Regions from separate parts of the Homo sapiens genome. Here region 2 is linked to region 1. Evidence: read pairs that join two places in POLR2A ChIA-PET (ENCODE). Cell type or tissue: HepG2. All regions are shown on one strand. Each heading gives the region's core, and the rest is flanking DNA. Links, peaks and the distances in the headings are about the cores only. Region 1 overlaps ANKRD55 (ankyrin repeat domain 55). Region 2 has its middle 30 kb from the start of IL6ST-DT.

Evidence for each region. Peaks named below come from ENCODE experiments on the same cell type or tissue, not always from the same donor. Only the 100,000 strongest peaks of a DNase experiment are listed, where the experiment ranks them.
Region 2: POLR2A ChIA-PET joins it to region 1 with 10 read pairs; 5 of 35 experiments call an interaction of 5 or more read pairs at or near these places.

The regions. Positions count from the first base shown.
Region 1 is chr5:56,152,115-56,159,146 of GRCh38, reverse strand. All of the region lies in intron 6 of ANKRD55 (ankyrin repeat domain 55), which reads left to right. Among named protein-coding and RNA genes, the nearest start is that of ANKRD55, 78 kb to the left of the region's middle. RefSeq lists an enhancer at 1,474-2,269 and a silencer at 2,260-2,429. In HepG2, for the core only: no CTCF peak of the experiment used is centred there; no DNase peak of the experiment used is centred there.
Region 2 is chr5:56,021,614-56,028,645 of GRCh38, reverse strand. No RefSeq gene overlaps it. Among named protein-coding and RNA genes, the nearest start is that of IL6ST-DT, 30 kb to the right of the region's middle. In HepG2, for the core only: no CTCF peak of the experiment used is centred there; a DNase peak (open chromatin) is centred at 3,135.

The DNA.
Region 1 (7,032 bases), core at 1,778-5,777:
GGTGGGTGTAGTGGCGCGTGCCAGTGGTCACAGCTACTCAGGAGGCTGAGGTGGGAGGATCACTTGAGCCCAGAAGTTTGAGAGTCCAGCCTGGCAACAAAGTGAGACCCCCCTCTCTGAAGAAAAAAAAGAAAGAAAAAGGAAAACAATGACAAGACTGGACACTGGCTCATGCCTGTAATCCCAGTGCTCTGGGAGGCCAAGGTGGGAGGCTCACTTGAACCCAGGAGTTTGAGACCAGCCTGGGCAGCAGAGCGAGACTCCATTTCTACAAAAAGTTTAAAAAGTAGCTGGGTGTGGTGGCACATGCCTATAGTCCCAGCTACTCTGGAGGCTGAGGCAGAAGGATCACTTGAGCCCAGAAGTTCAAGGTTACAGTGAGATATGATCACATCACTGCACCCTAGCCTGGGTGACAGAGTGACATCCTGTCCCCCTCCCCTCCAAAAAGAAAAGAAAAAGATGACAGAGAGATAATATTAATAATTCCGGGTTACCTGCTCCAGACATCACATTATTAATCCCAGTGATCGTAACTGCTGTTTAATTCATGTTGCAAGTAGAAGGCTTCCAAAAAGGTCGTTCAACACTCTTCAACAAAGTTCTTGAGGGAAGGTGGCTCAGACACTAAGCAGAGCTGTCCAAGAGTAGCTTAGAGTCTTGTTAGATCTGCTTAACTCTTTTAAAATGCAGTACTAATTTTCCTTAGCCAGGCTGATTTCCTTAACAAGGTTCTTAAAATCAATTTAAATACCTGGTTTTCAATGGAATTTTAAAGTAAATATGTGCTTGGTTTGGTTGCATTTCACTAAGAAAGTCTGATAACATTAAAAATGTACATACACAAAGATGCCGATTACATTATTTTCAAGGAAGCTAGGTGACCATAGGCAAGGGGGCGGGGGTAAGCCTCCTAATCACTTTCTTCTGGGGCAGATGCCCCCGCATCTGCCTTTTTTTTTTAAATAGACAGATTCTTACTCTGTCGCCCAGGCTGGAGTACAGTGGTGCAATCTCAGCTCACTACAGCCTCCGCCTCCCAGATTCAAGAAATTCTCCTACCTCAGCCTCCCAAGTAGCTGGGACTACAGGTGTGCACCACTATGCTCGGCTAATTTTTGTATTTTTAGTAGAGACGGGGTTTCACCATGTTGAGCAGGCTGGTCTCAAACTTGTGAGTGAAGGGGTGGCCTGCCCCTCCATACCTGTGAACGTTTCTCGTCAGGTGGAACGAGAGACTTGAGAAAAGAAAGAGACACAGAGACAAAGTATAGAAGAAGAAAAGTGGGCCCACGGGACTGGCGCTCAGCATAAGGAGGACGCGCGCCGGCTCCGGTCTCTGAGTTCCCTCAGTATTTATTGATCATTATCTCTACCATCTCAGAGAGGGGGATGTGGCAGGACAATAGGGTAATAGTGGGGAGAGGGTCAGCAGGAAAACATGTGAACAAATGTCTCTGTATCATAAACAAGGTTAAGAAAAAAGTGCTGTGCTTTTGATGTGCACATACATAAACATCTCAATGCCTTAAAGAGCAGTATTGCCGCCAGCGTGTCTCATCTCCAGCCCTAAGGCGGTTTTCTCCTATCTCAGTAGATGGAATATACAACTGGGTTTTACACCAAGACATTCCATTGCCCAGGGAGGAGCAGGAGACAGATGCCTTCCTCTTATCTCAACTGCAAAGAGGCCTTCCTGTTTTACTAATCCTCCTCAGCACAGACCCTTTACATGTGTCGGGCTGGTGGACGGTCAGGTCTTTCTCTTGCCATGAGGCCATATTTCAGACTATCACATGGGGAGAAACCTTGGACAATTCCTGGCTTTCCTAGGCAGAGGTCCCTGTGGCCTTCCACAGTGTTTTGTGTCCCTGGGTACTTGAGATTAGGGAGTGGTGATGACTTTTAACAAGCATGCTGCCTTCAAGCATTTGTTTAACAAAGCACATCCTGCATAGCCCTAAATCCATTAAACCTTGAGTCGACACAGCACATGTTTCTGCGAGCACAGGGATGGGGGTAGGGTTACAGATTAACAGCATCTCAAGGCAGAAGAATTTTTCTTAGTACAGAACAAAATGGAGTCTCTTATGTTTACTTCTTTCTACATAGACACAGTAACAGTCTGATTTCTCTTTCTTTTCCCCACAGTGAGTTCAGGTGATCTGCCACCCTGGCCTCCCAAAGTGCTGAGATTACAGGTGTGAACCACTGCGCCCGGTCCACCCATCTGTCTTGAGCCTTCTGATTAAAGGCCTCCCTCTGACTAGCATTAATGACCACATCAGAAAGCCCCTGCTGCTTTCACTCCCCATATCTTCAGTGGTTTAAAGCAAAACCTCAGAGGAAAGAGGGTTGCACTGTTAGAAACTTCTGCTTTAAAGATGAGAACCAGAGATGAGGTAGCACACTCTGGTCACTCTGCCCATGGTGTCGAAGCAGGGAGCTGGAGTGGCGGAGTCCATGTCAGCAGATTGTGAACCTCTAGATTTCAGGGCAAGTTGCCAACTACTTCCTCCACCTCCAACCTCTGGGGTAATCCCTAAACTAGGTCTTATTTAGAAAGATGACAAATTTGCTCATTTATACCCTAAAGCTAAATTCCACTTATAGACCTACAACTCCAGCACCCCTCAGTAGAACTAGCAACCCCCCAGCAAAGACATAGTTCCCTATTTTTCTCCACCCCAGGAGGCACCTGGCGGTGCAGACAATGAAAGCAGACATGGATCTTTCTAAGAGTGGTAATTGTAACACCTTACATAGAATATGTGGTAAATATTGGAAAAGTCCCTGGTTCCTCCTCATGCAAAGGGACTTCTGCAAAAAGATTCCTCCTGCTATTACACCAGCATATGGACCCGTTGGGTTTTAAGCCCAGAAAGCAGACCCAGCAGAGCAAGGGCCTCAACAAGGCACTTCCTACCCATGGTCACAGCTTCCTCTTTGGTCCATTCACAGCCTGCTGTCTGGAATCCATCTGAAACCAACTGCTAATGCTTGCCTGTGTTTTTCATACACATGGACTCCGCCACTCCGGCTGCCTGCTTCCACACCATGGGCAGAGTGACCAGAGTGTGCTACCTCATCTCTGGTTCTCATTTTTAAAGCAGAAGTTTCTAACAGTGCAACCCTCTTTTCCCCTGAGGTTTTGCTTTAAATCACTGAAGATTTAAAACAAAACATAGGGATATATATGTGTATGTATATATTATGTATCCATATATGTATGTGTATGTGTATATATATGTATCTGTATATAGATATATACATGGTTTTGGTTTTTTTTTTTTTTTTGAGGCAGGGTCTCATTCTGTGGCCCAGGCTACAGTGCAGTGGTATGGTGCGATGTCAGTGCACTGTAACCTCCGCATCCTGGGCTCAGGTGATCCTCTCACCTAGCCTCCTGAGTAGCTAGGACTACAGGCAGACACCACCATGCCAGGCTAATTTTTCCATTTTTAGTAGAGATGGCACTCATATAACTCTGAGGCACTCATAATTTTGTTTTTGACTGAGCTCCTGTACTAGGTCAACAGACCAGGCCAAATATCAAAATGGAGTCCCTCATACTTAAATTCCAAGTTACCAAACTGAGACCGAGTTGTTATCTGACCTTCTGAGAAATCAGGAGAGAGATAACACCCAAATTTCCCAAACAGGCTAGTTTTACTTAGCATAATAATGAAATTTCCTCTGCTTTTAATCCTGACAACAAAAAGTAACCTAAAGTAACCTGATGTTAAGCAATCAGTTTTTTCTCTGTTGTTCTGTTTCCCTGTTCTCATCTTTCATCTTTCAAGGAAAGTAACTTTGAAATAACCAATCTGCTTTTTGTTCTTTGCTTCTGCTTTTTTCAGTCCTTCTCTGTCTACAAAACCAACCTCCTCTGCTGGGCTCGTTGGAAAACTTTTTTTTTTTTTTTTAAGACAGTCTCACTCTGTCACTCAGACTGGAGTGCAGTGACACGATCACAGCCCACTGCAGCCTACTGCCTCAGCCTCCAGAGTAGATGGGACCACAGAAACCCTGCACCACAGGCATGCACAACCATACCCAGCTCATTTTTTGTTTTTGGTAGAGACAGGGGTCTTCCTATGTTGCCCAGACTGGTCTAGAACTCCTGGATTCAAGTGATCCTCCCGCCTCAGCCTCCCAAAGTGCTGGGATTATAGGCGTGCACCACCATGCCTGGCCAGAACATTTTGGAATGAAGCCCAGTTCTAGAATTGCAAATGAAGCCAGTTAAGATCTTTGAGGCCCGGCTCCACGGCTCACGCCTGTAATCCCAGCACTTTGGGAGACTGAGGTGGGTGAATCACTTGAGGCCAGGAGTTCAAGACCAGCCTGGCCAACATGGCCAAACCCCGTCTCTACTAAAAATATGAAAATTAGCCGGCTGTAGTGGCTCATGCCTGTAGCCCCAGCTACTCCAGAGGCTGAGGCAGGCGGTGGAATTGCTTGAACTTGGGAGATGGAGGTTGCAGTGATCTGAGATGGCGTGACTGCACTCCAGCCTAGGCAACAGAGCAAGACTCTGTCTCAAAAAAAAAAAAAAAAAACTTTAAAACTAAATCTTCTGCTGTAATTCCGTTTTTGCCAATTATTTATTTTATTTAGTTATTGGTCATTGCTAGTGAGAGCCAATCACGATAAATTTATAACAGCAAAAGCTCTTGCCATTGAGAAATAAATACAATTCTGAAATGGAAAGAACACAGCCCAGGCTTTCTTTTTCATTCATTACTTTGGTGGAGTTCCTGTATTTGGCTGCTCAATGTTTTGAACAAGTAATCTTCTCTCGTCTGTCTTTTTTCAACAAGCTCCAAGCATGATGTAGCCTCCATTGTATGAGGGGTAGCGGGGAGTAACAGTTAAATTCATTGTTTAAAAAAAGGTACCACTCTATGTGTTCTGCAACTTTTTTTTTTTTTTTTTTTTTTTTTGAGACAGAGTCTTACTCTGTTGCCCAGGCTGGAGTGCAGTGGTGCGATCTTGGCTCACTGCAAGCTCCACCTCCTGGGTTCTGCCTCAGCCTCCGAAGTAGCTGGGACTACAGGCACCCGTCACCACGCCCAGCTAATTTTTTTTGTATTTTTAGTAGAGACGGGGTTTCACTGTGTTAGCCAGGGTGGTCTCAATCTCCTGACCTCGTGACCCACCCGCCTCAGCCTCCCAAAGTGCTGGGATTACAGGTGTGAGCCACCACACCCGGCCTAACTTAGTTTTTTCAACTCAAGCATTTGTCTTAGAATTTTTGATACATATAGATCTGGCTCATTCCTTTTTTGTTGTTGTTGTTTTGTTTTTTTCGAGATGGAGTCTTGCCCTGTCCAGGCCGGAGTACAATGGTGCGATCTCGGCTCACTGCAACCTCCACCTCCCGGGTTCACACCATTCTCCTGCCTCAGCCTCCCGAGTAGCTGGGATTACAGGCACCCACCACCACGCCCAGCTAATTTTTGTATATTAGTAGAGACAGGGTTTCACCATGTTGGCCAGGCTGGTCTCGAACTCCTGACCTCGTGATCCACCTGCCTCGGCCTCCCAAAGTGCTGGGATTACAGGCGTGAGCCACGGCACCCAGCCTGTGGCTCATTCCTTTTAATGGCTTCATCATGTTACATAATATCAAAATACCCCCATTTATTTTGCCATTCCCCTATGAATGGATATTTAGGTTGTCTCAATTTTTCACCATCATAAACACCAGTCTAAAGAGTGTTTCTTGTACAAGCCTCTTTGCATACTCTGTGCAAGCATTTCTCTTAAAAGAATAATTGCTGGGTAGTAGAGAGTGTATGTTTTTATTTTTAATACACACTGCCTAATTATTCCCCCAAAATAGCTGCGTGTCGTTGTTGTTGTTGTTGTTGTTGTTGTTTTTAGTGGAAGTACTGGTTTTTTCCCAGTTGTTGCTGGATTTTCTTGTTATTTGCATTTTCCCTGATTAATGAGATGAACATCATTTCATAGACATAATGGTCTTTATTATATCTTCTTTTGTGACTTGCCTGTTTACATTCTTTGTCGATTGATCCATTGGGTTGTCATTTTCTTATTGATCTATAGGAGTTTAGTTTATATGCTGAATATTAATGCTTTGCTGTTGGGTTGTAAATACTTTTTCGTAGGCTGTTGGCTATTTTGAAATAGTTCATAGTACCTTTTCTTATTCAGAAATGTAAAAATCTGATATAATTAAAATGATCATTCTTGTCTGTTTCTGCTTTTTCTTTTGATGTCTTTTTAAAGAAGGCCTTCTCTACCCCAAGAACTGGATTATGTTATGTTAAATTATGTTTTTGTTTGTTACCAGATTTTTTTTAATATATGGTTTCATTTTTGAACTCTTTGTTCTGTTCCAATGATCTGTTTGTTTTTCCTGTTTCATTAACCACACTGCTTAATTATAAACTGACTTATTTAGAAGTTATCCACACTGCGGTTAACACTGAAAAAAGCAAGATAGGTCAGATTGTCCTTTGTGCTTTTGTTCTTCAAAACAGGACCTCAGAAGAATCATTGACATAGAGTGAGGCTTGTCTGTTGCAGCTACCGGGAGTTAAATGGAAACTAACCTCTCCTGCTCTCATTTTAGCCTTGACAGGAAGAGTGTTCTATCAAGAGAGGCTCTGAGCTGTTGGCATCTGGGTTAGAACTTTGAATGCATTTAACCAGAGAAGCACTGTTATGCACAGCATTTAGGATATATATATTGTTTAGGATATATTAAATGCACATTCTTATGTAAGCAGATTTTTGTGAGCAGTCTGACAAACAAAACTTCAATTGTAGAACCACTCTGAGAAAATAAATTTAAGTTGCAAAAACAGATGTGACCTTTTGGACATAATTCTTAGCATCACTTCTACTTACCACATTCCTGAGATAGAACCAAAAGCAGAAGAAACAGTCCCTGACTTGAAATTTTTAACTTTACAGTTAGCAAAAGGTAACATAACAAACAAAAGTTTTTAATGAATCAGAAGTTTTAGCCTAAGACCGAACATCTAAAAAAAAAAAAATGGA
Region 2 (7,032 bases), core at 1,289-5,288, 130 kb after region 1:
TCTCTCCTAGTGTGCTATGGGAAAGAAAAAGAAATTTGCATCTGAGGCATGCAAGCCCCTTTAAATTATCATGCCCAGAGAGGCATTTGAAATGTGACAGGACTATCACTCTTCCCTCAAGCTAAAGAATCACCTCTTTTATTTTGAGATGGAGTCTCACTCTGTCTCCCAGGCTGGAGTGCAGTGGCATGATCTCAGCTCACTGCAAGCTCCGCCTCCCGGGTTCACGCCATTCTCCTGCCTCAGCCTCCCGAGTAGCTGGGACTACAGGCGCCCGCCACCATGCCCGGCTAATTTTTTGTACTTTTAGTAGAGACGGGGTTTCACCGTGTTAGCCAGGATGGTCTCGATCTCCTCACCTCGTGATCCGCCCACCTCGGCCTCCCAAAGTGCTGGGATTACAGGCGTGAGCCACTGCGCCCGGCCCAGGAATCACTTCTTGAAGCCACTTGCTATATGAGCTCTAGACTGACACAAAGGAGCCAAAAAATGCCATATCCTGGACACCATAACTCATAGCCTACAGTTCAGCAATGTATAGCCAATCACTATTCAGTGTTATTCCTGTAAACTAATGAGAATTCCTGATGAACAACTTTTGCATTCAATCCCTTTTCCGGAGCTGTCCTTTTTTCTTTAAAAACTGGAGCCTCTGCCAGGTGCGGTGGCTCAAGCCTGTAATCCCAGCACTTTGAGAGGCCAAGGTGGGTAGACCACCTGAGGTCAGGAGTTCGAGACCAGCCTGGCCAATGGTGAAACCCCCATCTCTACTAAAAATACAAAAATTAGCTGGGCGTGGTGTCAGGTGCCTATAATCCCAGCTACTTGGGAGGCTGAGGCAGGAGAATCACTTGAACCCGGGAGGCAGAGATAGCAGTGAGCTGAGACCGCACCATTGCACTCCAGCCTGGGCAAAAGAGTGAAACTCCGCCTTAATAAATAAATAAATAAAAATAAAAATTGGAGCCTCTCATTTATTCCCTGGAGTACTTCCCGGTGTTTCCCAGGCACCTGTCCTCAACCTTGGCCCCAAGTGATTAGGTAACTTTTACAAAGTAAGTGGCAGAATTGGGATTCGAACTAGACAATTTGGCCTTAAAATCCTCCTCTTAACCATTATAATATTACCTCCTTAAATAAGAACTAATATTTATTGACCACTTTTATACCTGACCACCTTTATACTAGATCCTGTGCAACTGCTGATACTATGACGTCAGTATTATTGTTTCTCCATTTTCCAGTTGAGGGAATTGTAGTTTAGGAAGGTTAAGAGATACATCCAAAAATACGCTCCTACCAAGCCATATTGGTAGATTCCAACACAGGTAATCTGATTCCAAAGCACAGGCTCTTAAGTGATTCCAAAGCACAGGCTCTTAACTAGACCAATTGGGCTTGCTCAACGGCCTTTCCTTGAAGGAGAGCTCACAGGTGGTAAGGAGGGCCTAGACATATCCTTGGGTCAGATGGTGACATTTGCCACAGAGGAAATTCATCTATGCTCAATGAAGAAATCAGCTGTTTTGAGTAATACAGCAATTTGAGGAAGTTAAATGGATTAAGATTACAGGTTGCGTTTCGCATTGGGAACTGTACTTGCATTTTTAGTTCCTGTGGCTTGAAATGAAATCCCAGAGTGAATCATTACTATCACATTCTGACTTGAAGCATGTCTTCAGGCCTAGTAAGAGTGATTTACTCCTAGGGAATTTATGAGCTATTTCTATCAGGTGACCTCTGAAGCAATCTAACTCCTTGGATTTGTTTCAGGCAAATTCAACATGATCCCAGTTTCTTTTTTTTTTTTAATTTTTTAATTTTTTAATTTTTTTGAGACAGAGTCTCTCTCTGTCGCCCAGGCTGGAGTACAGTGGCGCGATCTCGGCTCACTGCAAGCTCCGCCTCCCGGTTCACACCATTCTCCTGCCTCAGCCTCCCGAGTAGCTGGGACTACAGGCGCCCGCCACCATGCCTGGCTAATTTTTTGTATTTTTAGTAGAGATGGGGTTTCACGGTGTTAGTCAGGATGGTCTCGATCTCCTGACCTCGTGATCCACCCACCTCGGCCTCCCAAAGTGCTGGGATTACAGGCGTGAGCCACCATGCCCGGCCCCCCAGTTTCTTATAATATAATAATTATTGCCATTAGAATGAAGTTTGACTCTGTATGAAAAGTTTGTCAACTAGGAAGCTTCTTTCATAATAAAACAGTACTCCTGCTTTAAGACATTGTTCAAATCCTCATTAATATGCTTAAAAGCTGGAAATATGATGATTCACATGATGTCCAGAAGCACGTATCATCCCACCTACAAAGATTCTTCTCTAAAGATTCTATGAGCTGACCGGGCGCGGTGGCTCACGCCTTGTAATCCCAACACTTTGGGAGGCCAAGGCAGGCGGATCAGGAGGTCAGGAGATTGAGACCATGCTGGCTAACACGGTGAAACCCCGTCTCTACTAAAAATACAAAAAAAAAAAATTAGCCAGGCGTGGTGGCAGGCGCCTGTAGTCCCAGCTACTCAGGAGGCTGAGGCGGGAGAATGGCGTGAGCCTGGGAGGCGGAGCTTGCAGTGGGACGAGATCGTGCCACTGCACTCCAGCCTGGGCAACAGAGACAGACGCCGTCTCAAAAAAAAAAAAAAAATTCTATGAGCCAGGTACAGTGGCTCATATCTGTAATCTTAACACATTGGGAGGTCAAAACCAGCAGATCACTTGAGCCCAGGAGTTCAAGACCAGCCTGAGCAATATATGGTGAAGCCCCATCTCTACCAAAACAAAAAAACAAAAATTATCTGGTCGTAGTGGCACATACTTGTCATCCCAGCTACTCAAGAGGCTCACTTGAGCCCAGGAGGCAGAGGCTGCAGTAAGCCGAGATTGCACCACTGCATTCCAGTCTGGGTGACAGAGCCAGACCCTCTCTCAAAAAAAAAAAAAAAAAAAAAAAAAAGATTCTATCAGCGCCAAAGGGGTCACTGAAGGACCAAATGGATCAGTGGATCAGAAAACCTCACTCTTCTGCCCCTACTGTGGTGACCGAGAGTCACCAGACATCATGCCATGATGTCATCAGAGTTATTTACTATCCTAGTGGTGGACCTGCTGGATTACCAGGGAGACATCTTGGCTCAAGGTTGCTTTTAGTGTTTCCCAGCCCTTCTGTCTAATGCAAGGCTTTGTTTGCTAATCTTCACTGTCTTTGAAAACTTTATTTGATTATGGGGAAGAGTTTGCCTGGAGTAGGTTAAAATATAAACTCATAGTCAACACAAAAAGAGCTTTAGCTCAAGGAGAGAAGATGGCTGACCACATGGTGTGATTTTTCTGGGAAGGATCCTGTACCTCAAAAAGAAAATCATGAACAACCTCTGCCCCTATTCCCAGATTCCTTTCTAGTTAATGTCTAACATTCCTATCATAGCACTTTAATTTCTTTAGCTAAACAAAGCTCCCTACACCTGCTTATAGATATAATGTTCTTTTTATCAGAAAAGAAGGTATCTAACTCAATTATATTCAGATTATCATTTCAGAATACTACAGGTTAGATTAGGACAGTGGTTCTGAAATTCAACATGCATCAGAATCACCTGAGGGCTCCTGAAACCCTAGATTGCTGGGTCACACCCTGAGAGTTTCTGAATTAGTAGGTCTGGAGTTAGGCCCAAGAATTTGCATTTCTAGTAAGTTCCCAGGTGATGCCGATGCTGCTGTTCTGCAGACCACCCTTTGAGAAACACTGGATTAATGGTTCTCGAGTTTTTTTCTCCACACTCCAACACACCTGGGGGCAGCACACCAGGATTAGGACACACTCCTGTCAGTAATTCAGGATTGCCGGGGCAGTGATCCTGGCTGCACCTTAAAAGTACCTGGAGCTTTAATACAATATCAGCAGGATTATATCCCAGAACAATGAACTCAGAATGCCTCTTAGAGGTAGGCTGTATACCTGGGCATTTTGTGAATGTTCTCCAGGTGATTTTAATATGTAGCCAAGACTGAGAACTTTTGCTAGAATGAGATCCTGGGAGACGGGGGAGATCCATATTTTGACAACCTCCCTTCAGTTATTTTTATTTTGTTTTTATTTTTTAAGTTTTTCTGAGACGGAGTCTTGTCTCACTCTGTCACACAGGCCAGAGTGCAGTGGCATGATCTCAGCTCACTCAAACCTCTGCCTCTGGGTTCAAGCGATTCCCCTGCCTCAGCCTCCCAAGTAGCTGGAATTACAGGCATGCGCCACCTCGCCTGGCTAATTTTTGCATTTTTAGTAGAGATAGGGTTTCACTAGGTTGGCGAGACTGGTCTCGAACTCCTGACCTCAAGTGACTTGCCTACCTTGGCCTCCCAAAGTGCTGGGATTATAGGCATGAGCCACCATGCCTGGCTCCCTTCAGGTATTTTTAATACATCTCCTTCAAATTGCTTGAACCCGGGAGGTAGATGTTGCAGTGAGCCAAGATCACACCACTGCACACCAGCGTGGGCGACAGAGCGAGACTTTGACTCAAAAAAAAAAATATCCTTCATAGGATAATACTTCTTCTGCTCATTTTGTAACCAAGTTGAAAATTGCTAGCTAAAAATGTCCAAAAGTTAAGGCTAGACATGTCATTCCCAAAAGCTAAATGGTCAAGGTCACATTTCTAGAATCTCTTTATGATGATCCTTTCTCTTTTTTCTGTAATTGGGAAGGAGAAGAATAATTAGTAAGCTGCGAGCTGCAGGAAGAAGAAAGAGCTGAAATGAACATGGTAGTTTCTCTTTTGGCCTTTTCCTCTGCCCCCTTTCTTACCCCTCCACCTTCCTTCTGTACTTGCCAACACCTAGACCAGAGGGAGGCCTGAACCCCATTCGCTGAGACAGAAGACCTGAAGCACCAAATAATTTTTGCAATCTGAGGCCTTTTGGCATCAAAGATGTAGAATCCAGAAAGAGGTGGGTGCTGTGGAAGGGGAGCTCTGGGTGGGCACATTAAAGGACCCCCGTCTCCCAGAGAGATCAGGAACCAAAGGTATGTGTCCTCTTATACCAACTGGCTCAAGATCAGATATTGCTAAACAACGACCCCTGAAACCTAAGGTCCTCGTTGCGATATCGACACTACACTCCCTAAGTGACTAAGGATAAGGCATCTAACTTCCTGGAATCTCAAGTCTGCCTACATATGCAATAAGGAAAATATGCTACCCTATCTACCAGAGAAGTATTGTGAGATCAACTAACCTGTTCTTAGATAATTCTAAAGCAAATTAGCAAACAAATACGCTATATTCTCTGGGTTAAAAATATTGCCGTTTTTAACTCTGTAATACTTCACAGCACCTAATTCCACCTTTATAAACACTCAGGAATTCTAGACTTAATAATTCTATAGCTATAACTTTAATACATGCACATATAATTCAGCCTTCTGCATAACAAGCAATCCATAAATATTTATTGACTAAATGATAAATGATTAATCAATTGATTGAATTAAGGCATTTTCAAAATCAGATACACCGCTAATAAAATCACAAGCTGTTATTCTAAATAAATAACTCAGTGACAATTTCCCAAGCTGAATTAATTACTATGATCTACAACAACCCTGCATTAGAGATATTAAATATGTGAAATAAGTAATAAATTTCTAAATTAATCAATTTACTCATGGCTAGGTTTGAGGCAATAAGTAGAAGCCAAAAAATGTGCCTATCATGTTAATGAGATCCAGTGCTCCTTGCTGTGCTGTGACCAGAAAAATGTCCCCAGACTCCCTGCCTACCCTGCCTGCTCTGCTTTCTCTTGTTTTCCATGGCAGTCAGCATCTTCCAAAGTAGTACACTGTATATAATTGCCTCTTTTTTTTTTGAGACGGAGTCTTGCTCTGTCGCCAGGCTGGAGTGCAGTGGCGCAATCTTGGCTCACTGCAACCTCCACCTCCCAGGTTCAAACAATTCTCCTGCCTCAGCCTCCCAAGTAGCTGGCACTACAGGCGCACGCCACCACGCCGAGCTAATTTTTGTATTTTTAGTGGAGATGAGGTTTCACCACGTTGCCCAGGATGGTCTCGCTCTCTTAACCTCATGATCCGCCCACCTCAGCCTCCCCAAGTGCTGGGATTACAGGCGTGAGCCACCACGCCCAGCCTATAATTGCCTTCTGTTTTATGTTTACTACTTGTTTTCTGTCTCTTCCCTCCAGTATATAAGTACCGTGAGGACAGGCATTTTTGTCTATTTTGTTCATTGATATATCCCAGCTTTTAAATATATGGCACATAGTGGGTATTCAATAAATATTTGTTGATTTAACACATGAATAGATTAATGAATAACTTTACACCCCCAAATCTATCATCTCACTACTATCCAGTGTTCAGATGCCCCACACCCAACTTGAGGGTCTAGATAAGACCTTAGAGATGATCTAGTTCAGTAGTTTCCAAAAGGTCCTTTAGTAAGTGACAGTTTTCACCAGGCCTTAAAGGAAATGTGCATGTATATTTGCCAATTGTCATCCTGAAATTCTGTTGTTCTTCCTTTTTTTGGTGTTAAATGTTTTTATTTGGTAAAATACTCGTGAGAGTAGATGGTAACTGGTGGCATGTGTTTGTGTGTATGTGTTTTCCTGTATGTTAGGAGAGGTATGCTACAACTCCTTACAGGTAAAGAGATAAGGAGACTCAGGCTTAGAAAGAGTAGGTGACTTCCCAAGAGCCACTTAGCTCATCACTTATAAAGCTGGGATTTAAATTCATCTCTTCTAACACTCAGTCTAACGTTTTTTATACAGCGTCAATTTTTGAGTACGAAGTTATGTGTACTAGGGCAGGTTTCAAATACAGAATTCATTTTACCATTAAACCAACTAGCTCTTGGAGTTAACATCTTATCTCCCTTTTTTTTTTTTTTTTTTTGGTTTTTGTTGTTGCTTCTTTCTTTTTTTGGAGTTCACACCTGCATGGTGAAATATTGGTTCCTCTAAACATTCGCACTTTTTCGTATGTTTCACACTTGGTAATCCAAAAGCCTA